Regions from separate parts of the Mus musculus genome. Here region 2 is linked to region 1. Evidence: chromatin contacts called from ENCODE POLR2A ChIA-PET data. All regions are on one chromosome and are shown on one strand. The core of a region is the stretch at or near the end of the contact, and the rest is flanking DNA. Distances in the headings are between cores, read along the strand shown.

Region 1 (6,910 bases), core at 3,219-5,718:
AGAGGGCGGTTCTGGGACCAAATGTATCAGAGCGCGTCCCCTTCCCCACCACTGAAGACAGTGCTCAACAAGAGGCTCTGGTAGATCTTTCACAACAATCCTCACAGCCTGTTCTCCGAACGAGGTAGCAGCGTGGTGATCAGGGGTCCTCGACCATTACACAGAATACAGACCCCAATTTCCCTGCTCCTGCCCCTCCTCCCTGCAGTCACTATCATAACAGGTTTCTCTTTATAATGGGCTCAGATACAATAAACACACTGCAGTCTGTGAGGCTGTTCACATGGGGTGGGGGCTGGGTGGGGGAAAAGAACTGCTAGAGGAGGGAGGGGGATCCCAGAGAAAAGTCCCCAACGGAAGAGTACTGATGGAGACAGCTTGGCTGGGTGTTTGAATAGGTTGAGTCTAGGCTCTGAAACAAAGTGTTTTGTGTTCCCATCAGAGATCTACAGGACGAAAAGCCACAGTCTGGGACGCTAGAGAAAGACTACCATCACCAGACCTCGGGAAGCTTTGGGTCCTAGTGGGAGAGCACTAGGAAATGAGCCAACATAAAACATACACCCAAGATACACCCTGCAGTCGCCTACTTAAGGTTTATGGAAGGCTCTCATTTGGTCCTCCCAGTGATAAAGCGCTAAGTGGACTTCAGGATGTCCATTTTGCAGGAGGAAACAGGATTAGAAAAACTAAATGGTGAGCCGGGCGTGGCGGCCCACGCCTTTAATCCCAGCACTCGGGAGGCAGAGGCAGGCGGATCTCTGAGTTCGAGACCAGCCTGGTCTACAGAGTGAGTTCCAGGATAGCCAGGGCTAAACAGAGAAACCCTGTTTCATAAAACAAAACAAAACAACCCCCCAAAACAAACAAACAAACAAAACAAAAGAGGAAAAGAAAAGCTAAATGGATGCCAGGTGGTAGTGGCAGCGCACACCTTTAATCACAGAATCTGGGAGGCAGAGGCAGGCTAATCTCTGTGAGTTCAAGGCCAGCCAGGTCTACACAGTGAGTTCCATGAAAACTCACAGAGGAAAAGAAAGGGCGGGGGGTGGGGGTGGGGGTGTGGAGAAACTACTGGGACAGGAACGTGGCAGCATGCACCACACCATGGAGCCCAGGATTTGGGAGGCAGAGACAGTAGTTCAAGGTCATCCTTAGATACATAAAGAGTTCAAGGCCAGGCAGGACTACGTGAGAAATTGTCTATAAAATAAAACCAAGAAAGAAGTATCTGATTTTGAAAAATCCACTATAAAACATGAGTTTGTTCTCTAACTTAAAAACATATACAAATAAAGTAATTAAGTAACAAGAAGCCCGAAGCTTGGAGACATTCCATCTAGGCGTCCTACCTACCACCCCCTCAACTCTATGCAGAACAGAGCTCAAGAGGCACAGGCTGCAGAGCAGCCCAGTAGTCACCTGCCCTTTCCCAGCATGCACTGGTACACACCCCTCTGAGGCCAACCCCATGGCAACAAGGCTGAGAGTAGGGAAGTCAGAGTACCTGTGGTGAACTCAGCAGGCTTCTTGAAGCGGGTCAGGAAGATATGGCAGAGGATGTAGAGTGTTGCAAACAGAAGTATTGAGATCTGTGGCAAAAAGCAAGCTGGAATGAGACGTTCTATAGCCGCTATAGAAAGCTCCATACATCGTGGAGTTCTCATTGGTGACTTCCCTTCAGTTAAGCTACGGGGGAGGAGGGGAGGACTTTAAGAAGGACCAAACAGAGGTCACCCCTGGGAAAAGAAGGCCAACCCAGCCCTGGTACTGTGCTGGAGCCACAAGCTTCAAGCAGAGGAACTCGCAGAAATAACACATATGCACACACACACACACATACTCCACATCCTACATCAGGCCATAGAATGAGAGAGGCTGACATTGAGAACATTCTAGGAAAGAAACAGGCTTGGGGAAAGATGCCTCTGTTGCCTTGGCATGTCCTCTTACCCAGCTTCAGTTGCTGTAGTGAGAGCGTATGCCCCAGGCACTACTGCATAAGAATCCCATCTGGAGAGCAAATCAGAACTTCTACTCCAAACCAGGGCCCCTTCAGCTTGAGAGAAGGCTTTAGTCGGGCCCAACATTTCCAGAGCAGGTCATCTGTCACTCTAAAAGTAGTCACTCCTGAGACCCTACCATAAGTAATTTCTAACTTCAGAGCCAAGTATCTTAGGACCTACACATGGCCTTGAGTGGTTAGACCTCCAAATGACAGGACAGAACTTGGACAGATAAGTAGTACAAGCATTACATCTCTACACCATTCCAAGGCATCAGAAAAACAAAAGGGAAATGTCATTGCATTTGAGGTAGGCACAGACAAGCTCGATCTCACGTGTCTTCTAGTCTCCAAGATAAACAGACCCTAGAGGAAATCTGTACAGTGACAAAGAGGAGACCAAGAAAGTCCTGTGTCTAGAATAAAGTGATAGCTTTTGATTTAGGAAGTCCCCATAGGAAGAGCCACTAAGATGGAAGCTGAATTTTCCCAACAGCTCCTTCTCTGCCCCTTTTGGTCTTGAACTTGATTAACAGCCAAGAGGGTAGTAGAGCTCAAAAGGTCAGGCTTGGGGTTCCACCCACTTCCAGGACAGGCTAAGCTGTTTCAGTGCTCGCTCCCTCCCTCTCCCATGGTGTCTCTGTGTAGCCCTGGATGTCCTGAAACTCACTCTGTAGACCAGACTGGCCATAAACTCAAGAGATCCGCTTGCCTGTGCCTCCTGAGTGCTGGAACTGAAGGCGCGCACCCCCACCTCCTACCTGGGTTGTTCTCTAGTTTCTAGATGGGAGCCACATTCAGGAGACACTAGAAACGTTCACTTGCCCCTGGCTGGAGCTGATGTCCTAAGCTAATGGCTTAGGAGGCAGAAACACATACTGAGCAGTTTCTTCGGCCTCATCCCTCCAGGTGGTCAGTATCTTATAAGGCCTGGATGTGCCCCCCCCTGGCCCCCCACCGTGATATGCCCAATCCCCAATGTGTACCTCTCCCAAGGAACACAGAAGAGATGCTACCCGACTCTTATCCTGGGGCTAGATACTCGTATGCCCTCATTGGTAAGGGCAGACCTAGTCCCCTTTACCGTTTCTTCAATCTAAGCATGCCAAGGGGTAGCCTAAAGCTCAGCCTGAGAAAAATGAAGAAAGACACCATCTGAGCCCTCCCCTTTATTCAGTAAGATCTCCTTCCACTCCTCCAAACCCTTCCCTTTTCATTTAGTATGTGCAGAGCTCTCTGGGAAAACAAAACAAAATAAAACAAAAAAACCCAGCAGACAAAGAGATTATCATTCAAAGCAGGCCCAAGGAAAATAGATTTCCCTAAGTCCCACGGGTGCTCCTACCCTAGAGTAGTACACTGCCGTATGGAAAGTTCAACTGCAATTCTAGATTAATGCTTAAAGAATAAGAAATACAGGCTAGATGCGCTCAGGATCACTGCGGACCCGGGACCCTCCCACCCCCACCCCACCCCACCCCACCCCACCCACACATGAGAACTCACACGGGATGGCTGGAAACCCAGTCTGAGTGTCAAACAAATTATCCGGAAGTCGTGCGGGGTGTGTGTCATTGTATTGGCTTGTGTTTGGCATGCTGCATGCCAGAGGCCCAGGATTCAATCACAGAAGGAATGAAAACAACCACTACTACAGGGGAGAGAAAACAGGCGGGGAAACCTCGGTGTTCCTCCATCTCCACTTCTTACAACCCCATCTCGTCGGACAGGACTTCTTTCTTCCTTAGTGGGAGGACCCACTACAGCTCCCACTTTTCCTTCGCCCCTCGCGCCACCATCGCATGTCCCCGGTTAACTGCTCAATGTGACCGAGTCTCCCTTCATTTCAACATCAACCATGGTTGCCCTTCATCTACTTTTAAGGGGGAACACGCACACTAACTTGTCCCGAAGCAAATCCATCCTTTTCCAGAGGATCAAACGCTCCACACTAGAGGACCCCCATCGCCAGGAACGCCCACGGGGGTGGAGTAGAAGGGGCGGGGGGAGGGGCGAGCGGCCGAGGAACGGAAACCCGGCGGCTTTGTTTACGGCTCAGGGACCCAGCCGACCCGACCGGGAGTTCACCGGCCCGGCCCCGGCGCTCGCAGGGGTCGAGGTGCTCCGGAGCCCAGGCAGCTGGACTTCCCGTCTCCATCGCGGCGCGCCCCTCCCACCTCGGCCCGGCCCCTTCCCGCCCAGGTCCCGGACTCACGATGCACTCGCGGACCCTGTCGTGGAACAGCTGTTCTCGCACGGATAGCACTTCGTAGTCAGCTGCTTCCATACTCTGCTCAGCATGACTGGGGCGGGGGTGTCTCCGGGCCCGGGGAGGACGAGCGGGGATGAGGCCGCCGCCGCCCGCCAAGCACCCGGACCCAGCCTAAGCGCCTCTCCTCGCTGCCCGTGACGGAAACTCAAGGTAATCTGGGGCTCAGATTCTGCGGTCGGACGCCCCGCCCTTAAAGGGGCAGGCCCCAGCCCGCCTAGTCTTAAAGGGCTCGGGTCCCCCTCGGTCCCCTCCCCTTTAAGGTGGGGTCACTCGCAAGCACGTTTCAACGCAAGTACCCGCCGCCCGGCTACGCGGAAGTGCCAGGCTTGGTGCCCAGTGACGACACAAGGCCTGGGCGGGTTTCTTCAGAGGAGCGGAACTTACTGGTTCCTCGTAGACTGTCGGTCATCGCTAGGAGTGCGCTGATAGGACATTCTGGGAAAGGAGGCGGGATGTTTTTGGCCTGTCGAAGCTGTTCTAAAACTAAGAGTCCTTGTGGTCCACGGCTGAGATGTGAGGGTTGGTTCCAGGATGTGTATCCGTCAGGATTTTAGTTTAAACGAATAAGGTTGGGATCAGGTCAGCCCGTCGAGAAGATGTAAGCACCACGGGGTCTTCTGAAGGGACGGCTGCCTGTAACCCAAAGGTCCATAGCGTTTTCTTTTCTTTTTCTTTATTTTTATTTTTGGTTTTTCGAGATAGGGTTTCTCTGTGTAGCCCTGGCTGTCCTGGATCTCACTCTGTAGACCAGGCTGGTCTCGAACTCAGAAATCCGCCTGCCTCTGCCTCCCAAGTGCTGGGATTAGTGGCTTGTGCCACCACTGCCCGATGCGTTTTTTTATTTGTTATTGGAGTTTCCCTGCCACTCCAGACAGCTTTCACACAGTTATTTTTGTGGAAGGCCTAGGGTATTAGAGAACAAATAGTTAAAAAACAAACCACAACAAAAACAAAAAAACAGGAGACTTTTTAAAAATGTCATGAAACTTTTGTTTTGTTGAGACAGGTCTTGCGATGCAAACCAGGCTACCCTTGAATTCTCAGCTTCCTAGTTGATTGCATGTATTACCAGGCCCAGGCTATCCCGAAACTGAGGAAATATCCCAGGGAATATTGGTGAGTGGGTTGAGTAAAACATTAACTCCCAAACATTAACTCCCTGCTATGTGCTGTTCTCTTTATAGCCTTTATCTAATTTTAATGTTTTAACATTTTAACGTTTTAACGTTTTAATTTGAAACTAGAAAATAGAGGTTGGCCCAGTCCTACTTTGAGATTCAGAAACCATCTGGGCATTGTGGCACACGTCTTTTAATTCAGCACTAGGAAGGCAGAAGCAGGTGGATCTATAAATTCATGGCCAGTCTGCCCTTTACATAATGTTTTAGGACAACCAGAGTAACATGGTGAGAATTTGTCTCAAAAACAAAATAAATACATCCCGTGTATACATTTATGTTTATATAGTTGGCCCTCTGCATTGTTGGGTTCTACATCTGTGGGTTCAGCTAATCTCAAACACAAAGCAAAAACCATTTGGGAGGGGTAGCTATAGAGATGGCTCAGTTGGTAACAGGAGAAGGACCTAAGTTCCATTCCTAGCACCCACAATTAATGAGTAGTGCAGGCTGGTGAACCCGGGGAGGTGTGGACGGGAGGATCCCTAGGGTCTGCTGACTAGACTAGTCAGCGAACCCTATTCATGTAGCCCCAAGTCCTAATGAGAGACCAAGTCTAAAAACACATCTGGGATACAAAGAGAGACCCTGCTTCAAAATACAACAGCAAAATACATCTAGGGCTGGGAATGTTACACAGTGATAAAGAACTTAGCATGAGCAAGACCTTGGATTTGATTCCCAACACCATGAAAAAAAGTCTTGGGAACAAAATTATGTCTGTACTGAACATGTGCAGATTTTGTGTTCTTGCTGGTATACCCTAAATTTTGTTTTGTTTTTTGTTTTTTGAGACAGGGTTTCTCTGTGTAGCCCTGGCTGTCCTGGAACTCACTCTGTAGACCAGGCTGGCCTTGAACTCAGAACCACCTGCCTCTGCCTCCCAAGTGCTGGGATTAAAGGCATGCGCCACCACTGCCCGGCTATACCCTAAACTATTTATATAATTTTTACACCGTATTGAGAATTATAGGTGCTGGAGTATTGGTTCTAAATATTTTGGGCGATATGCATACGTTATATGCAAATTCTGAGTTGTTGGCATTTTTTTGTTGTTGTTTTTTTGTTTTTAAGACAAGGCCTCTCTATAGTCCCAGCCTTCTCAGAATTCAGTGTTTAGAGAAGGCTGGCCTCAGATTCACTGAGATCCAGCTGCTGCTCCTCCTGATGCTGGAATTAAATACACGTGCCACCATGCCCCACTCCACCACACCACAGTTGTAAGTTTTACACTTGTACGTCTGTTTCTCTCTCTGTCTCTGTCTCTCTCTCTCTCTCTCTGTGTGTGTGTGTGTGTGTGTGTGCATGAGAACAAGTTCATGCCCAGGTGCACATGAGGCGGTCACAGGACAACTTTGGGGAGCTAATTTTCTCCTTCCACAGTGTAGGTCCCAGCAACTGAGCTGAGGTTGTCAGGCTTGGCCAGCAAGTGCTTTTGAAAGCCACCAGAGTCCT
Region 2 (6,910 bases), core at 1,249-3,748, 110 kb after region 1:
ATTCTGCCCAAGAACACCACAGGCTTTCTGTGACTGGAAGCTTTTGCTCCAGCTGCTGCCTGGTCCATTCCTTTTTGTTTGTTTTGAGACAGGGTTTCTCTGTGTAGCCCTGGCTGTCCTGGAACTCACTCTGTAGACCAGGCTGGCCTAGAACTCAGAAATCTGCCTTCCTCTGCCTCCCAAGTGCTGGAATTAAAGGCATCTGTCACCATTGCTCGACTTCTTTTTATTTCTTGCGTTTTTATTTACATAGACTATGTGTTTGCTGCGGCATGTGTATGGATGTCAGAGGACAACTTTTGGGAATTAGTGTTACAGGATACTTGATTATTGTACATAGAAAAGCTAATTGTTAGCAAAATATAAGAGTTTAAATAGATAATTGCATTTGTCAAAGGCGGCTAAATGAGTCCTGTAGAGATGCAGTTTAGGTGCGCCTCTAAAAGCCTCATTAGATAAGAATGCTAAAAAATGGAAAGTTCCTGCTAACTTTAAGGCAACTTGCTTGGGAGAGGTTCTCTCTCTCTCTCTCTCTTCCCACTTTCCCATTTCCCCTTTCCCCTTCCCTCTTCCCTCTCCAGTACTCTCTTTCTCCCATCTCCCCTTCTCTCTCTCTCTGCTTGGAAGAGTCTTCTTTATGGAAGGAGCTCCAAGTAAGGGCTAGGGATTTTTCTCTTTGACTTACAGGAAAACAGAGACACAGCTGGCAGGACACAGGTAAAACAATATTCTAGGAAAGAGAGCTAAGAAGCCCTCTCCGGTTTGGAGGAGCTCAAGAGAAAAGTAGACTAGCTCTGTAGATTGACTCAGAAAGAAATTTATTTTTTTAAAAAGAGATTTATTTATCTAAGTACACTGTAGCTAAAAGAGGTTTATTTATTATTATATCTAAGTACACTGTAGCGGTCTTCAGGCAGCACCAGAAGAGGGCATTAGATCTCATTACAGGTAGTTGAGAGACACCATGTGGCTGCAGGGATTTGAACTCAGGACCTCTAGGAAGATCAGTCAGTGCTCTTAACCACTGAGCCATCTCTCCAGCCCCAGAAAGAAATTTCTAAAGAGCTAGCAGTTTAGTTGTGGAATCAGGCTTGTAAATAGATATTTTGTATGTAGTTAAGAAAAAAAAGAAAAGAAAAGAAAGTTGCCTTGCTGAGCTAGCAGGTCTTTACCATAGTTTAAGCCTCTGGTACTTTATTGGTATAAAGATTAGATAATTTAATCAGTTACAGTTGGTTCTCTCCTTACACTGGATAGGTCCTGGGAGTCAAACTCCCAAGTTCCTCGGGCTTGGTGGCAAATGACCTTACCACTGAGCCATCTTGTCTGCCTGTATTGTACCACTTTTCACAGCCATCCCTGGCATTCTAGTCTTTTCTATTTGAAACAAAGTAGCCTGGATCAAATTTGCCAGTCTTGTCCCCTGCCTGCTGAAATACAGGTATGCATCATCACATTCAAATAAGGGCGGCTTTTTAATTTGTGTGTGTGTGTGTGTGTGTGTGTGTGTGTGTGTGTGTGAGAGAGAGAGAGAGAGAGAGAGAGAGAGAGAGAGATTCTGTGTACGTGCATAGGCCAGAGGTCAATATGTTCCGTCTTCCTCTATGACTCTCCACCTTTTTTTTTTTTTTTTTTTTTTTTTTTTTTGAGACAAGGTTCCTCACTGAACTCTGATACTGCAAGAGCAGCTGGCCTGTGAGCTCCAGGCTCTTCCTGTCTCTCTCTCCTTAGTATGAAGAGGACAAGCAAGCACACCACTCCAGTTCCTTAAACTTTCCCAGGGATCTGTCTATCTCCTCAGCAGGACTGAATGGCACTTCTGAGAAATCTGCTTTGCGGAGTTGTTCAGACAAGTCTGTCTAGTGCAGGGCAGTGGGGCAGGGAAGTCCAACGTCTCCCGCGGTGGAGACACTTGCCTGCTTTGTTTCCCGAACTCTCCTCTCCTCTTGACTGTAAAATGAGGAGAGGAGCCCCCGGGCTCTTGGGCCAGAGAGAATGTGGTACTACAGAGTGAACTCTGCATCCCACAGACGCAGAGAAAGGAATTAGTGTGGATCGCCTGGGTTTAGCTTGAGCACTGCAGCGGGGACCCATCTTGGGGGGCGGGGGGGAGTTACGAGTTCCTCTCATAATGGGCCGAATAATTTTGTGCCTCTTAAGGCTCTTAAGACTCGGAATGTTTGCTTAAAGAGGAGCTGAGGCAGACTCTGCCTTCGAAAATAAAAGGGCGCTCGGGATGCTCTGGCAAATATCCTCAGGACTTGGGGGAAGGGTGGGGAGAAGGGAGGAAGGAGGAGAGGGCTAGCCTTCTAGAAGGCGGGAGTAAAGAGTAAGGTGCTTAGGACCCATTGGAGGCAACTGAGACCTAGGTTAGGAAAGATTGCCTTCAGGGGCTGCAACCCTGGTGATGTTGTAACCGGCTTTGGCTTGAGCTAACTTCAGCTCCACCCCTCCCACTGTGCCGTCAAGTTGACTGGGCGTTTCCATCTTGGCCCCCTGAAGCTGTCGCAGTCACCACCCTGCCGGCAGCCCCGGGTCACCTCTCTGGCTCACTCTTCCGGGCTCCAAGGCCTGGGTGGGGCGACCGAGCCACAAGTGCGGCGGCGATCAGCTGTGAGTCCCCGGTGGCTGAGCCAGGCCGCCCCCCTCTCTACCTGGGACTTTCTTCCGGCCAGAGCTCCACAAAGATCTCGCTGTCCTCCAACTTCCAATCGCCTTCCCCACCTTCTTCCCCGCCCCACCTGGCCCTGGCGTGGACCCTGGGTGTCTCCTCCCCTTCCCACTTCCAGCTCCTTCTACGGAGTTTGATTTGAACTTTCGAACCCGCCAATCATCGGCTTCGCTGCGGCCCGGGGCGGGGTCCGGTGTCCGCCCTCCCGACGCGTGGCCCGGCCAGGGTATATAAGCCCTGTCCTGGAGGCGGACCTTACACAGCTTCTCCCCCGGACTCCTTGGTAGTCTGTTAGTGGGAGATCTTCGTCACCCTTTTTCACTTCCTCAGTTTTCGCGGACCACTTCAAGGACTAAATATGGTGAGTATGGCTTTGGGGTAGCGGCGAGGTCGTCTGAAGGGACCGCGGGAGCTGAGGGCTGCCCGGGAGACGATACCTGCAATAGCCCCACGACGGCCGCCTCCAGTTAGACTGGCTTCTGGCGTTTGGGGTGTGAGAGCCTAGTCCACTAAACTAGTGTCGCTTTGGGCTGGAGGGCTCGTCCCGATCCTCTGTCTCGATCCTCCTGGGAGAGCATCCCGTCTCGGCCGCCGGTCGCTCCCGGAAAGGCAGGGAACTTTCACAATGATCACGAGAGTTTGGAGAAACTCAAAGGTCTCCATTTTCCTCAAATGATGTCGCTCTCCCAGCTGGGATAGCCCAGAGGACCTCGTGCGCTCTGGACAGGACTGAGCAAATACTTCCGGGCACCGTCTCCACGCCCTGTGACTCGCTGCTGAGTCACCTGTGGCCAGTCCCCGGCCCTTCCAGCTGCAGCTGTGCACCTGAGAAGGCGAGCTCCTCCGTAGGAGGGAATAATTGGCGTCAGATCCCCTAAGCCAGCCTAGTTTTTAGTGTTACTTCAACGGCATATTTATATTTAGCCCAGTTAAGAAAAAATGTCCGTAAAAAATTTTTTTTTCAATTTAAAGCTAGAGTAAACTACCAACAGCGGGTTTTTTTCTCTCCCTTCCCCTCTCCCCCCCCTCTCTCTCTCTCCTTCCTTCCTTCCTTCCTTCCTTCCTTCCTTCCTTCCTTCCTTCCTTCGATAAAGGGTTTCTTTGTAGCTCTGGCTGTAATAGAACTCACCCTGTAGACCAGGATGGTCTGGAACTCAGAGCTCTGCCTGCCTCTGCTACCTGAGCTGAGATGAAAGGCAAACCACTTGGCTTGCACTTTGGTTTTTGAGTGTCTTATGCTCATGCCAGTCTTGAAATCATTATGTGGCCAAACATGACCTTCAACTAAAACCAAGATCCTTCTGTCTCCACTACCCAAGAGCTAGGGTTATTCACCTGGTTAACAATGTATTAGTTCAGTTTTCAAGAAAAAAATGGGTGAGGCTATCAAACCCTGGGCTCTGGAGGCAGCGGCAGGAGTATCTTCTGAGTTCTGGTCAGCCAGCACAATGAGACCCGGTCTCAAAAGCAAACAAAGTTACCAGGAACTCAGCCCGGCTTGGAGGAGAGTGGCTAGTTCTCTAGACTTTGGAGGCTGAGACAGGGAGGGGGATTGCTCATCATGAGTTTGGGGCTCCTTAGTCCCTAGTGAGTCCCAGGCTAGAGCGGGCTACAGAGTGAATAATTTCGGTAAAAGGAACCTCCCTGCTAAATAAGTTTTAACTATTTGAGAGACCATTTACCTAGCCTGCACCTGGTCAGCTGACAATAGAAATTTAAAAGAAAGGCTGGAGAGATGGCTCAGCTAAGAGCACCAACTGCTCTTCCAAAGGTTCTGAATTCAAATCCCAGCAACCACATGGTGGCTCACAACCATCCTTAATGAGATCTGATGCCCTCTTCTGGTGTGTCTGAAGATAGCTACAGTGTACTTACATATAAGAAATAAATCTAAAAAAAAAAAATTTTTTTTTTTTTAAAGAAAACCCCATCCCAGTATTGTTTAAGGTCTATGGAAGCTTTGGGGAAGTGAGGTGCACAGCCCTCAGGTAGCGCAAGCTGCCTCTGTCTATAGTCCTGGGTGACCCTTGAACTGCTGGTCGCCTCCTTCCCACACTAGGACTGGGATTACTGGCCCGAGCCACCATTTTGTGTGGTGCTGGGATGGAACACAGAACTTCACATAGTTAGGCAAGACCTCTCTCATCTGAGCTAACTCTCCAGCCCCCAAAGCTGTTGGCTTCTTTGTTTTATTCACTTGTGTGGAGTGTACGTTTGGATAGTTGGTATGCTTGGGGGTGGGGGCAGGAGAGGGCAGCTTTCCTTGCAGTTCCGAGATCAGGCTCACTAGTAGGCTCTTTTCCCAGGCTATCCTACAGCCCTCCCACACCCCAGGAAACTTTCAGAATTGTATTCTGAAAGAGGGATGCCGTAACAGCTTTTGATCAAGCAAACCCACAAAGATACAGTTCAGAAAAGCCCCAGGCTCACCTATTAGGCAAGCATGGCTTAAGTGTCTGGCTTTGCTACACCAGCAAGCCTCTTAATCCAGTCGAGGCTAGACTAAGTGATTCATCTGTTCCTCTTGGCTTTGGCTTCTTAGCTTCCAGGAGACAGGCTTGTTTGTAAAGATTTTACATTTCTCATGTGGATGTATGTCTGCCACGCATGCCTGTGTGGAGACTCAGGTCTTTTGGATTGAACTCATTATCTGGCTTGGCGGAAATTGACCTTCATGTGCTATCTTGCCTGCACAAAGAAGCTGTTTAGCACCAAAAGGCTACTGTTGAAATGCCACCTTAGAATCTATGGCCTCCGACGCCGCACTTCCTTAGGCCTGCCTGTGGTTCTTTCTAGCTTCTGGGGACTGGAGGCTCTAAAGTCCAGGTGAAGGTCACTTGAACCAGAGCTGCACCTCCCCCACAGTCCTCCGCACAGGAGACGCTGATCTCACTGATGTGGTCCAAGCCCTTGATTGTCTTGTGGGAAACACGGGTGGAAGGACGAGACTAGTCAAAGGTTGTGAGCAATGTTTTGTTTTACTATTGAGGCCTGAGAAGCTGCTCTTTAGAGACCCTGGATGTTGAATTGAGTTTCCTGCTCATGACCTTAAAAGCATGAAAGTCTTTACTAAAGGAAAAGCATAGCAACTGTGGGAGACTTCTTTGTCAAATGTGAAGGTTTTCTGCCAAATTCAAGGTCCTCATCTCATACAGATTTATGATGAACACTGGCTCCCTCTGAATCCTGTGGGTTCAGCATAGGCACTTATTGTCTCATTGGACCAATAGGAAATGGGTTTGGTAACTTCAGAGCGACTATTGAGCAAGGAAAGGAAAACAAGGGTGTCCCCCTGACCACCATGGTTAGAATCTTGTACTTTTCCACAGTGCCAGAAATGTACACTCTGATCTATCTACTAGGGAGCCACTAATTACTCCTTTCTTCTTGGCACTCTCCAGCCCCATTTCTTAAACTTTTGTGAAGTTTTAGGAGTCTTCTGATCTTTAAAACATCCCACCAGATGGATTAACAGTGAGACCGGGAAGGAAAACTGTTCTTGCAGATTAGAGTCTTCACTGGGTGCAAGGCTGCCTCTGGCCACTCTTAGCATACCACTATCTGCTTATCTAGCCTTTTTTTTTTTTTTTTTTTTTTTTTGTGAGTCATGGGGGCTAGTTTGAGCTGGTTTTAAAGGGAAGAGGAAGTTTTGTCCCCATAAAGGAACCGCAGTGAGCTCAGATGGGACAGTCAGCTTGACTCAGCCCTGGCAGGGAAAGGTTCTGCCTCAAGTGCAAGGACTAAGAGCTGGGGAATTCTGGCATAATCCTGAATGTCTTTCTAAAGCAGTAGAAAACTGATCCTGAACTGCCAAGGATACAATCTGTTGAATGGCCTGGCCTTGCCTAGTAGGTCATTAGCCTTAATGCCTTCAGAGGACTTTTTTTCTTGGGTTAGCTCTTCAGTAAAAATTCTTGGTTTTGAAGTATAGTCCTAGGCAGGAGTGGCCTCTGAAAAGTGATCCTATCTTTGAGCCATGCCCCAAGGTCTCGTGTGTCACATTCTCACACGTTCTTCCCTCTTTCCACAGCGTGAGTGCATCTCCATCCACGTTGGCCAGGCTGGTGTCCAGATCGGCAATGCCTGCTGGGAGCTCTACTGCCTGGAACATGGCATCCAGCCTGATGGCCAGATGCCAAGTGACAAGACCATTGGGGGAGGAGATGACTCCTTCAACACCTTCTTCAGTGAGACAGGAGCTGGCAAGCATGTGCCCCGGGCAGTGTTCGTAGACCTGGA

What was found. ChIA-PET counts read pairs that join two places held with the same protein, here RNA polymerase II (POLR2A).
Region 2: POLR2A ChIA-PET joins it to region 1 with 25 read pairs in Patski. The contact joins the promoter of Tuba1c here to the promoter of Lmbr1l in region 1. POLR2A ChIA-PET finds 5 or more read pairs at or near these places in 3 of 5 experiments (Patski and embryonic stem cell).

Annotation. Positions count from the first base shown.
Region 1 is chr15:98,913,630-98,920,539 of GRCm38, forward strand. It overlaps Lmbr1l (limb region 1 like), which reads right to left and starts at 4,469. Exons shown (of 17, transcript NM_029098.3): 1 at 4,221-4,469; 2 at 1,508-1,592. The coding sequence starts at 4,292. Gm41396 (a long non-coding RNA gene) reads left to right here and starts at 4,340. Exons shown (of 5, transcript XR_001781764.2): 1 at 4,340-4,427; 2 at 5,284-5,393.
Region 2 is chr15:99,027,393-99,034,302 of GRCm38, forward strand. It overlaps Tuba1c (tubulin, alpha 1C), which reads left to right and starts at 2,499. Exons shown (of 4, transcript NM_009448.4): 1 at 2,499-3,032; 2 at 6,702-6,910. The coding sequence starts at 3,030.